Regions from separate parts of the Mus musculus genome. Here region 1 is linked to region 2. Evidence: chromatin loops called from intact Hi-C (ENCODE). Cell type or tissue: left cerebral cortex. All regions are shown on one strand. Links, peaks and the distances in the headings refer to the core of each region. The heading gives the core; the rest is flanking DNA. Region 1 overlaps Col5a3 (collagen, type V, alpha 3). Region 2 holds the start of Gm35860 (a long non-coding RNA gene).

Region 1 (4,386 bases), core at 165-4,164, 55 kb after region 2:
TTGCTTAGATTTGGGGATTCCTGTCCTCACAGTTCAGGAGGAAGCGAGTGGCCTGGGACTAGCAGCACCTCCCCCACTGCCCCACAGATGTTGCTGGTACATCCGTCTGTTGACTGGTTGTTTCTTTCCCCCTAAGTTTTTGGTGAGAAAAAAAAAGCTGACCTAGTTCTAGGATGAATCAAGTCTTCCTGGCTGGAGCCCCAGAGCCAAGCCTTCCCTGCTCCCTACACCCCCACACTGGTTCCTTGGGCAGCTTCCCGGCATGGAGCCCCCTTGCAAGGGAAAATCCACAAAGGAGAAAGGGGTGTGCAGGGGTACACTCTTCTTAGACCTCATAGCCTCCTCCCTCTGATCCCCAGCTCCATGGCGTCTCCCTGAGATTCCCAGGACCCACAGCCTTCTCCCTCTTATTCCTTCATCTAACTCTCCCTGACTTCCTCCATCTGACTCCTCATCTAACTCCCCCTGACCTCCTCCATCTGACCTGGACCATTTTTATCACCTTCTGATCATCTATTTCTGATAACCCCCTGATCTCCCTCTCTCATCCCAGAAAAGAAAGAATAGGTCTGATCTCACAGACCTCTAATCCAAGCCATCTTTGCAGCCCCACCCAGTCATCTTGGCCAGTGTTAACTGAATCCACATGGTTTGTGCAGGGTGGGTGAGGGCTTCCCCTGGGCCCAAAACCCCTGGCCTGTCCCTTCCCCTAGCAAACTGTCCCACTAACCCCCTGACCCAGACTCTTGGCAGAGCCAGGTTCTGCTAAATCTGCCAGGTCGTCACTTCAGAGTAGCTCAGCTGACCTCACCACTGAAAATTGGGTTGGGGGACTAGACTTGGAGAGGAAGGGACATGGATGAAGACAGCCCCCATCCCAGCTACCCCCCTTTACCCTCTGAACTTTGTAGAGTCCTGTTCAGGTCCCTGTATCCTCACCTCTCTCCATTCTACCTTCTCTCTGTCCCACTCCATGGCTCAGGTCTGAAATCAGTCAACAATCAATTTTGCTTTCTTGGTATTCTCTCTCTCCATCTGTTCTCCCCGTTCCCTGTCCCCATCTATAACTGTCTCTTCAGTGGCCAGGCTGTCATTAAGAAGTATTTGGATTACAATTTCCCCACCACCCCTGAGGCTGAGTTTGGGCTCTCAGGCTCTGCTAACCACAAGGTCATCCCGTTAGGACATCCCAGCTTTCCCTATGGACTAGGAGCCCAGGGAAGATTTAGATCCACAACATCATCCGGTAGAAGGACTTTGCCCAGCTCAGTTTATGGTTTTTGTTTTCAAGATAAGGTCTACTGTAGATCAGGCAGGTCTTGAACTCTTAACCCTCTGTTGTTCACCTCCAGAGTGCTGGGATGACAGACGTGCTCCACCATGCCCCATTTATGCAGTGCTGGGATGGAACACAGGGATGTGTGCATGCTAGGTGGATACTTTACCAACTGAGCTCCCTCCTGACGTAGATCCCAGCTTCTATGCAGTAGGAAAAGGGGGCTCCCTTGGTCACTGCTCACTCCCATTTCAAAAGTCCTCCCTGGCATCTAACTCAGAAGACTCTTGCTTCAGCCTTGAGTCCTCTTGGCAGTGACCTTTCAATGGCTGACTGCCCTTTCTCTCTCACGGTTCCACAACAAGAAATACACAAGAGCCATTGAGCCTGCGGGGCACGCAGGAGGGGTCAGAAGCTGCCCAAACTCTTCCCCCACATACACACCCTCTCCCTGCCTTGGTCAAGGCTCTAGGGAGATGTTTGGTGGGGTCTAGGATGTGGAGGGAGGCAGGTGGGATGCAGCTGGGTCATTGCAGGAAAATGTGCAAGCACAGGACTTGCCACTGGTTGAGGTATAGGCAGTTAATTAGATGAAAGTTTTCAGGATTGGTAAGATGGCTCAGCAGGTAAAGGCACTGCTGCCTAGTCCAATAATGTTAGCTTGAGCCCAGTAACCCACGTGCTGAGAGGAGAGAACTGGCTCCTTCAGGTTGTCTGACTTCCACATGTGCACACATGCACAATGAAGAAGTGTAAAAAAAGAAGGAAAAAATGTAAATTTGATGCCATTGTTCATCAGGAGTGGCAGCAAGATCTCCACGGCGTTTACTTCACAGGCCAGGCGTGTAACAGGAGATGGAGGTTTTAACCCCCAGATTTCTCCCACGCAATGCAAGGGAAAATATGACCAAGTCACTGAGTGGGCGACTGCTTGTGGAAGATGACAGCATCGGTCTGTGGGCCATAGAGAAGCATGTGTGAGAAGCTGAAAACCCAGGAGGGTCCTGTCTGGGTGGCAGATGGGGTTGCCTGGGTGTGGCCATGAGTTGCACATTCCTGGAGTCCCAGGGGTGTTGTATTCTGAATGAATGCCTGAGGTTGCATGACCCTGAGGTTGTGTGAGCGTGGGAATGGGGCATAGGCCAACACGGAGTTCCCCACGTGGTCTGCAACCTCCCCAGACTCAGCAGAAATTGGGAAAGTAGAGTCAGTGTATGCATGTGGCCTCTGGGGGCAGAACGCACCTTCCTTTCCTTCTGGGATGTGATCTAGGTCATAGATGCCCTGGTCATCCATCACTTGGAGAGTCATCGTGTCCTCTCACCATTGCCACCCGGAGAACCCTGAGAGGCGTGGCTGAGGCATCAGGCCACATGCTCACAGCTGGGCATGCGTCAGCGGTGACTCACCAGTCCCTTAGCCCTGGGGGACCCCCTTGGGGGCCCTGAGAAATTCTTCAGGAAAAATCACCCCAGGATCTTGCAGCTGGGGTACTATGAAACTTCCACTTGGCCGCTCCAGCGGGCGCTCAGCCCCACCCCTCCTCGTGCCGCACCCCGCCTCGCCCCTCAATGCAGCCCTCCCGTGGGCCCTGTCCATGGTGCTGATGCCGTGGCTCTAGGGAGAAGGGGGTGGGGGAGGGGAGGAGGAAGGAGGGGTGGGAGCCAGTTTCGGGCAAAGAGAGGAAAATGTAAAGCCCTTGGGAGAAGTGCAAAAGGGAACTGTGTGGGTCAGTGAGACGGCTGGAGCAGGTTGCTTGCTGCAAAGTCTAATGACCTGAGTTCGATTCCTGGGACCTACATGGTAGAAGGAGAGACTGACCCTCATAAGTTAGTTGTTCATCTGACCTGCACACTCACTCTGTGGCACAAGGGTACAGAGAGAGAGACAGAGACAGAGGCAGAGACAGAGACAGAGACAGAGACAGAGACAGAGACAGACACAGAGACAGAGACAGAGACAGAGACAGACAGAGACAGAGGGACAGAGAGAGACAGAGACAGAGACAGAGAGACAGAGATGTAATGTTTAAAAGAAAACTGTGAATTCTTGATTTGTCCATCCCACTCACCACCAACCTCAGAATCAGCCATTCATGGTCCCGTGGGCAATAATATAAACCCCTAAATCCCAACTACAGCCAACCAAAAACAAATAAACACATCTGTAACACATGATTACTCTCAAAAATAATCTCAGTGGGGTTAGGGATGAAACTTGGTAGAGAGCATGCTAGCCTAGCATGCTGGAAGCCCCAAGTTCCATCCCCGGTACCACACGATCTGCAGTCCCAGCACTCGGAGGATAGAGGAGGGTTAGAAGTTCAAAGGTACAGCCTGGATTCCATAGTAAGTGTGAAGCCAGCCTGAGCCCCATGAGACCCTGTTTCATACAACAGAGGAGAAAGGAGGGAGAGAATCACAGACCCACAGACCCACTGACCTCTCACACCCTCCTAAGAACTGCCCTGTCACCCACACTTACGCCATCGCAGTCAACCATCACACCCAAGATTTTGGTGGGGGAGGGGTTGTTTTGTGCTTGTTTGTTTGTTTGTTTGTTTGTTTAAGACAGTGTAGCCAGCCATGGATGTCTTGGATTCACTTTGTAGACCAAGCTAGCCTTGAACTCACAGAGACTTGCCTGCCTCTGCCTCATGAATGCTGGGATTAAAGGCATGTGCCACAATGCCTAGCTTAAAATACGGTTTTTTAAAGGCAAGCTCTCATATAGCCCATGCTGGCCTCAAATTCTCTATGTAGTTCAGACTGGCTCCTAACTCTTTATGCTCCTGCTTTCATGGTCCCAGTCCTGGGGTTGTGGGTATGCACCACTGTGCTGAGAATGGAATCCAGAGCCTGGTGTGTGTTAGAAAAGCCATTTCCAACCGAGTTACAGTCCCATGTCTCATACACTCACCCTGGCCCTTTTTAGAGACAGGGTCTGCTTATGCAGCCCAAGATGCCCTTCAATTCAGTAAGTAGCCCAGACAAGTCTTGACCGTGCAAACCACCTAACTCTGCCTCTTAAATGTTGGGATTGCACTATACCAAGGAGCATTCATCTTCACACACCAGCTTGTAAACACTGCCCACACTTTTCCTGGCAAC
Region 2 (4,386 bases), core at 285-4,284:
GACTCCCTGAACACTTGCTGTCCCAGAACCCACACGGTGGGAGAAGAAAACCAACTTTACAGGTTGTCCCCTGACCTCTGCATGTGCGCCATGACAAATGTACACACATGCGCGCACACACACATACACACTTTTTTTTTTAATTTAAAAGAACAGAGGTCTATAGGTCTGCCGCTGCCACACAGCTCTGGTGTGCAAGACACCCAAAGGCTTGCCCGTGGTGTGACGTAACCGCAGTGGGAGCCACTGCAATGTTAAGGTAAGTGATAGACATGTGGGAGAGAAAGAGAAGCCGAATGGTTTGAACATTAAGAAGAGACATGGACCTGGAGATTGAGGGTGGAGAGGAACAGCCTGCTGTGAGTGGCCTGCCCTGCCACCTAAGGCCATGGTGCCAACTTGTGCTGCCACTGAGGGCCACATTTGGGTCCATGGCTGTACAGCAGCAGGGGACTGTGTTGATGTCTGTGGCTCATATTATAACAAAGGCCATGCAGATGTCCCTGGTCTGGGCTGCCTCCAGGGACCAAGCTAATATTCAGAGGCTGTGGAGAGCTGCCCCCACCACTGGCTGTGGCTCTCAGGAGATCTGGCCCCACCCCTTCCAGGCTGTACTCAGAAAGCAGGCCCTGCACCATGCCTGGGCAACATAGTAAAGCTGGCCCTGGTGGTGGGAGCCAAGCAAGCTGACCCCAGGGTGTGATAGTGAGCTAGCTCTGGCTACTTGTCTGCCATGAGGTGGTGTGGGCACAGGAGAGATGCTCCCCCACCCCCATCCCCACTCCCACCCCAGAGCTGACCCCCAGTCATGAGAACCAGGAACTGTATCTGCCCCTCACCAATTGTAACACTCTGGAGAGCACACACACACCCCCAAACACACACAAAAACACACAGACACACAGACACACACAAGACACACACACACACACAGAGTTTAGCTGGCCCTGATGGCATTCCCCAAGAGAGCTGGCCCCTGTCTTGCTGGCTGCAGCATAAGGTGAGCTAGCCCAGGCAGTGCTGGAAGAGAGCTCACCCTGGTGGTGTGGGTGTGGGAGAGCTGTCAGGCTGGTACCTCAGACACCACCCAGGCCCAGATCCAGGACTTTGAGTTGTCCCATCCCAACATCTGCCCCATGGATGAACTGCTGGAGTGCAGGAAGAGGCCAGTCCTGCAGAGCCAAAGCTGCAGGATCTCCATGACACCGGGCAGCAACAGGATATCAGAGAGGAGTCCTGGTGAGGATCCAGTATTGATAGCATAGCAGAAACCAGAAACCTTTAACCAGACCAATGACTCATTGTAACGAACATTTGCAAGCAAAGCGGTGTGGAAAGGGTGTACTGTGGGATGCACTATGACACAGCTTCCATGGCAGATGGATTTGGGTTTTGTTTAATTTTTTATTTTTTACTTTGTTTTGTGGGGTGACCTCCACAAGGGTGGAGGTCAGATATGAAGGGTTGGGGAAGTGAGTGGAACCGGGGTGCATGATGTGAAATTCTCAAAGAATCCATAAAAGGTTTAAAAACACCACCACCACCAACAGAAGTCTCTCTGGAGGTTCAAGGGCAGAGCACTTGCATCTGTTAGACTCTAGATAGACACTCATGGTGGTGGTAGTGGGGGCAAGGGAATGGAGGAGTAGGGGGTGTGGGTGGGGGTGGGGTAGGGGGCTTGTAGTGGGCATGTAGGAAAGAGGTCAGTCACAAGGCAGGACAGAGAGCCAGAGAGTGCAGAAGCCACCCTCATCTGTGCATGATCCACTTTGAGTGCATGGTGGTGCTGGCTTTTCATCCCAGCACTCGGAGGCAGAGGCTGGTAGAACCCTTGTGTGTTCAGGACCTGCCTGGTCTACAGTGAGATAGAGGTACATAGAGAATCTCTGTCTCAAAACACACACACAGAGAGAGACAGAGACAGAGACAGAGACAGAGAGAAAGAATCCCATAACCTCACTATGCCCTTACTAAGTCCTCTTCAAGAGTAGCCAGTGCTCTTTACTGAGCTTTCTCTCAGCGCCCCCTAGTGGTTGCATTACCTTCCACTAAGCCCCACCTTTTAAAGGTTCCACTAACCTCTAGGCCAAGCTTCCACTATCTAAACGTTAGTGAGGGGAGAGGGGAAAGCACCACCACACCCTAGCTCCTGGTGTGGCTCCTGCTTCCCAGAGATAAACCCTGAAGATGTGTTTGGGGTGGGGTGGGGTGGGGTTCCACTTGATAAAGAGCCTGCTCCTTTAGCATGAGGGCACCCAGCACCCAGGAGAAGACCTGGGTGTGGTGGAGGCAGGCAGATTGATCCTCTGATCTCTGCACTTATTTGGATCTGGGCAGAGTTAGATGGATCCCTGAAGCTCCAGTCAGCAGAGCTGAGCCAATGAGCAAGTTCATTGGGAGATCCTGACTCAAAAACAAACAAAGCACAAGTGAATAGAGAAAACACGCAACATCAGCCTCTCTCCACATGTGCATGCACGTGCGTGGACATGTACACACACCTACACTGACACGCACACCACAGTCACAGCACACAACATAGACCACACACAGCACAGCACATATGTAGCACAACACACAAAGCAGACAACACAATACTACACAAAACACATCACATATACCATAGCATAGACAGAACACAACATATCCAATACTCAACATACCATACCCAATACAACATACATAACACATTGTACACAACACACAAACACTCAACACACATACAAAACACCTCTTACACACATTGTTTTTAAAGATGTTGTTTTGTTTTAAGACTAGCATCCTGTAGCCCAGACTTGCCTATTGCTTGCTATGTAACCAGATAAAAACTTGCCTCTGCCTTCCAGGAAGTATTCATGAATCCTTCCAGCAGAAAGAGACTCCTCCTTGTGCAGCCTGAGACCTCAGGACTGTGAGCAACCATCTGCCCTCCTCCTTTAATTTAAGCTACCTTCTGGTATGACTCCAGATCAACAACCCTGAGCTAAGTCCCTTCACACCTTTCTTCCTTGAATTCTCATTCTCTCTCTCTCTCTCTCTCTCTCTCTCTCTCTCTCTCTCTCTCTCTCTCTCTCTCCCCTCTCTCTTACACACACACACACATTTATTTATTTCATGTATATCATTTTGTGTATAACTTACAGGAAGGAGTTGGTTCTCTTTTTCACTATGTGAGGGATTGAACTCGGGTTGTCAGCCTTAGTGGCAAGTAGCTTTAACCTCTGAAGTAGCTTTAACCTCTGAAGTAGCTTTAACTTCTGAAGTAGCTTTAATGGCTGAGTCATCTCTTTAGTTCCTGTATTCTCTCTTTTCTCCCTTCCTCTTCCTCCTCCTCTCTCCTCTCTTTCCTCCCTCCCATCCCTCTTTCCTGCTATGCTAAGACTGAAACTCCAGCCTCAAGAATGCTAGATGCACAGTACTCCTGCGCTATACCCAGCCCTAGTGCCTTGTTTTCTTGCAAGTACCCTGTGGGGATGGCCTTGAGCTCCTGGTCCTCTTGCTTCCACTGCTTAGGTGCTGGCTGGTAGGTGCATCCCCACATCTAGTTTATATGGTGCTGGGATGGGACCCAGAGCTTTCAGGGTAGGCAAGCACTCTACCAACACAGCCCCAGCTCCAGCCCTTTCCAGATTTGGAGGTAGCAGGAGTGTCTGTGGGGCCTGTCCACGCCAGGGTGAGGTAGTGCTCCCTCACTTCTCCCATCTGGCATCTCCTCAGGATCCTGCCAGACAGCATCCACATCAGTCTCCCAATCCCCCCTGCCTAGCCGCCTCCACAGCATGGAGAACAGGCCCCATCTGTGTCCCCAGAGAAACTCTCAAGGGAGGCCTGAGTTTCACCCAGACCCTTGGGCTCACCGCAGACTTCTTCCTCCCTTCAGTCAGTTGTCAGTGTCTTTCCACTGCTGCCTGAGAACTGGGGACCTGCCAGCATCAGGCACATGCATGCGCTCCTTGACCCAGTAACAGAGATGGGAACTGGGCCTCCAGTTGCTCTGGCAGAATCTTAAGCAACTGATGTACAAACACCACAGCGCCGGCAGTCACAGTGAGTGTGGTAGTGCATGCCTGTCACCCCAGCTCAGAGGTGGAAGCGGGGGGGGGGATCAGGAGTTCAAGGGTCCTCAGCTCAGTGGTGAATTCGAGGCCAGCCTGAACTATGTGAGACCCGGTCCTGAAAACAAAACAACAGGTCTGGCAGTGATGGCACATGCCATTAGTCCTAGCACTAGGGTGGCAGAGACAGGAGGATCTCTGTGAGTTCAAGGCCAGCCTGGTCTACAGAGTAAGTTCCAGGAGAGCCAGGGCTACACAGACAAACCCTGTTTAGAAAAACCAAAGCAAGCAAACAAACAAACAACAACACCAAAACAAACAACAGGAGTTA

What was found. Peaks named below come from ENCODE experiments on the same cell type or tissue, not always from the same donor. Only the 100,000 strongest peaks of a DNase experiment are listed, where the experiment ranks them.
Region 1: it touches region 2 in a loop (2.2-fold over the local background); 17 of 42 quality-filtered maps call a loop at or near these places.

The regions. Positions count from the first base shown.
Region 1 is chr9:20,810,326-20,814,711 of GRCm38, forward strand. The region is part of intron 1 of Col5a3 (collagen, type V, alpha 3); the gene reads right to left. Among named protein-coding and RNA genes, the nearest start is that of Col5a3, 2.5 kb to the right of the region's middle. In left cerebral cortex, for the core only: a CTCF peak has its summit at 2,510; a DNase peak (open chromatin) is centred at 2,203.
Region 2 is chr9:20,755,179-20,759,564 of GRCm38, forward strand. Gm35860 (a long non-coding RNA gene) reads right to left here and starts at 3,948. Exons shown (of 3, transcript XR_379174.1): 1 at 3,858-3,948. In left cerebral cortex, for the core only: a CTCF peak has its summit at 2,042 (motif pointing left); a DNase peak (open chromatin) is centred at 2,033.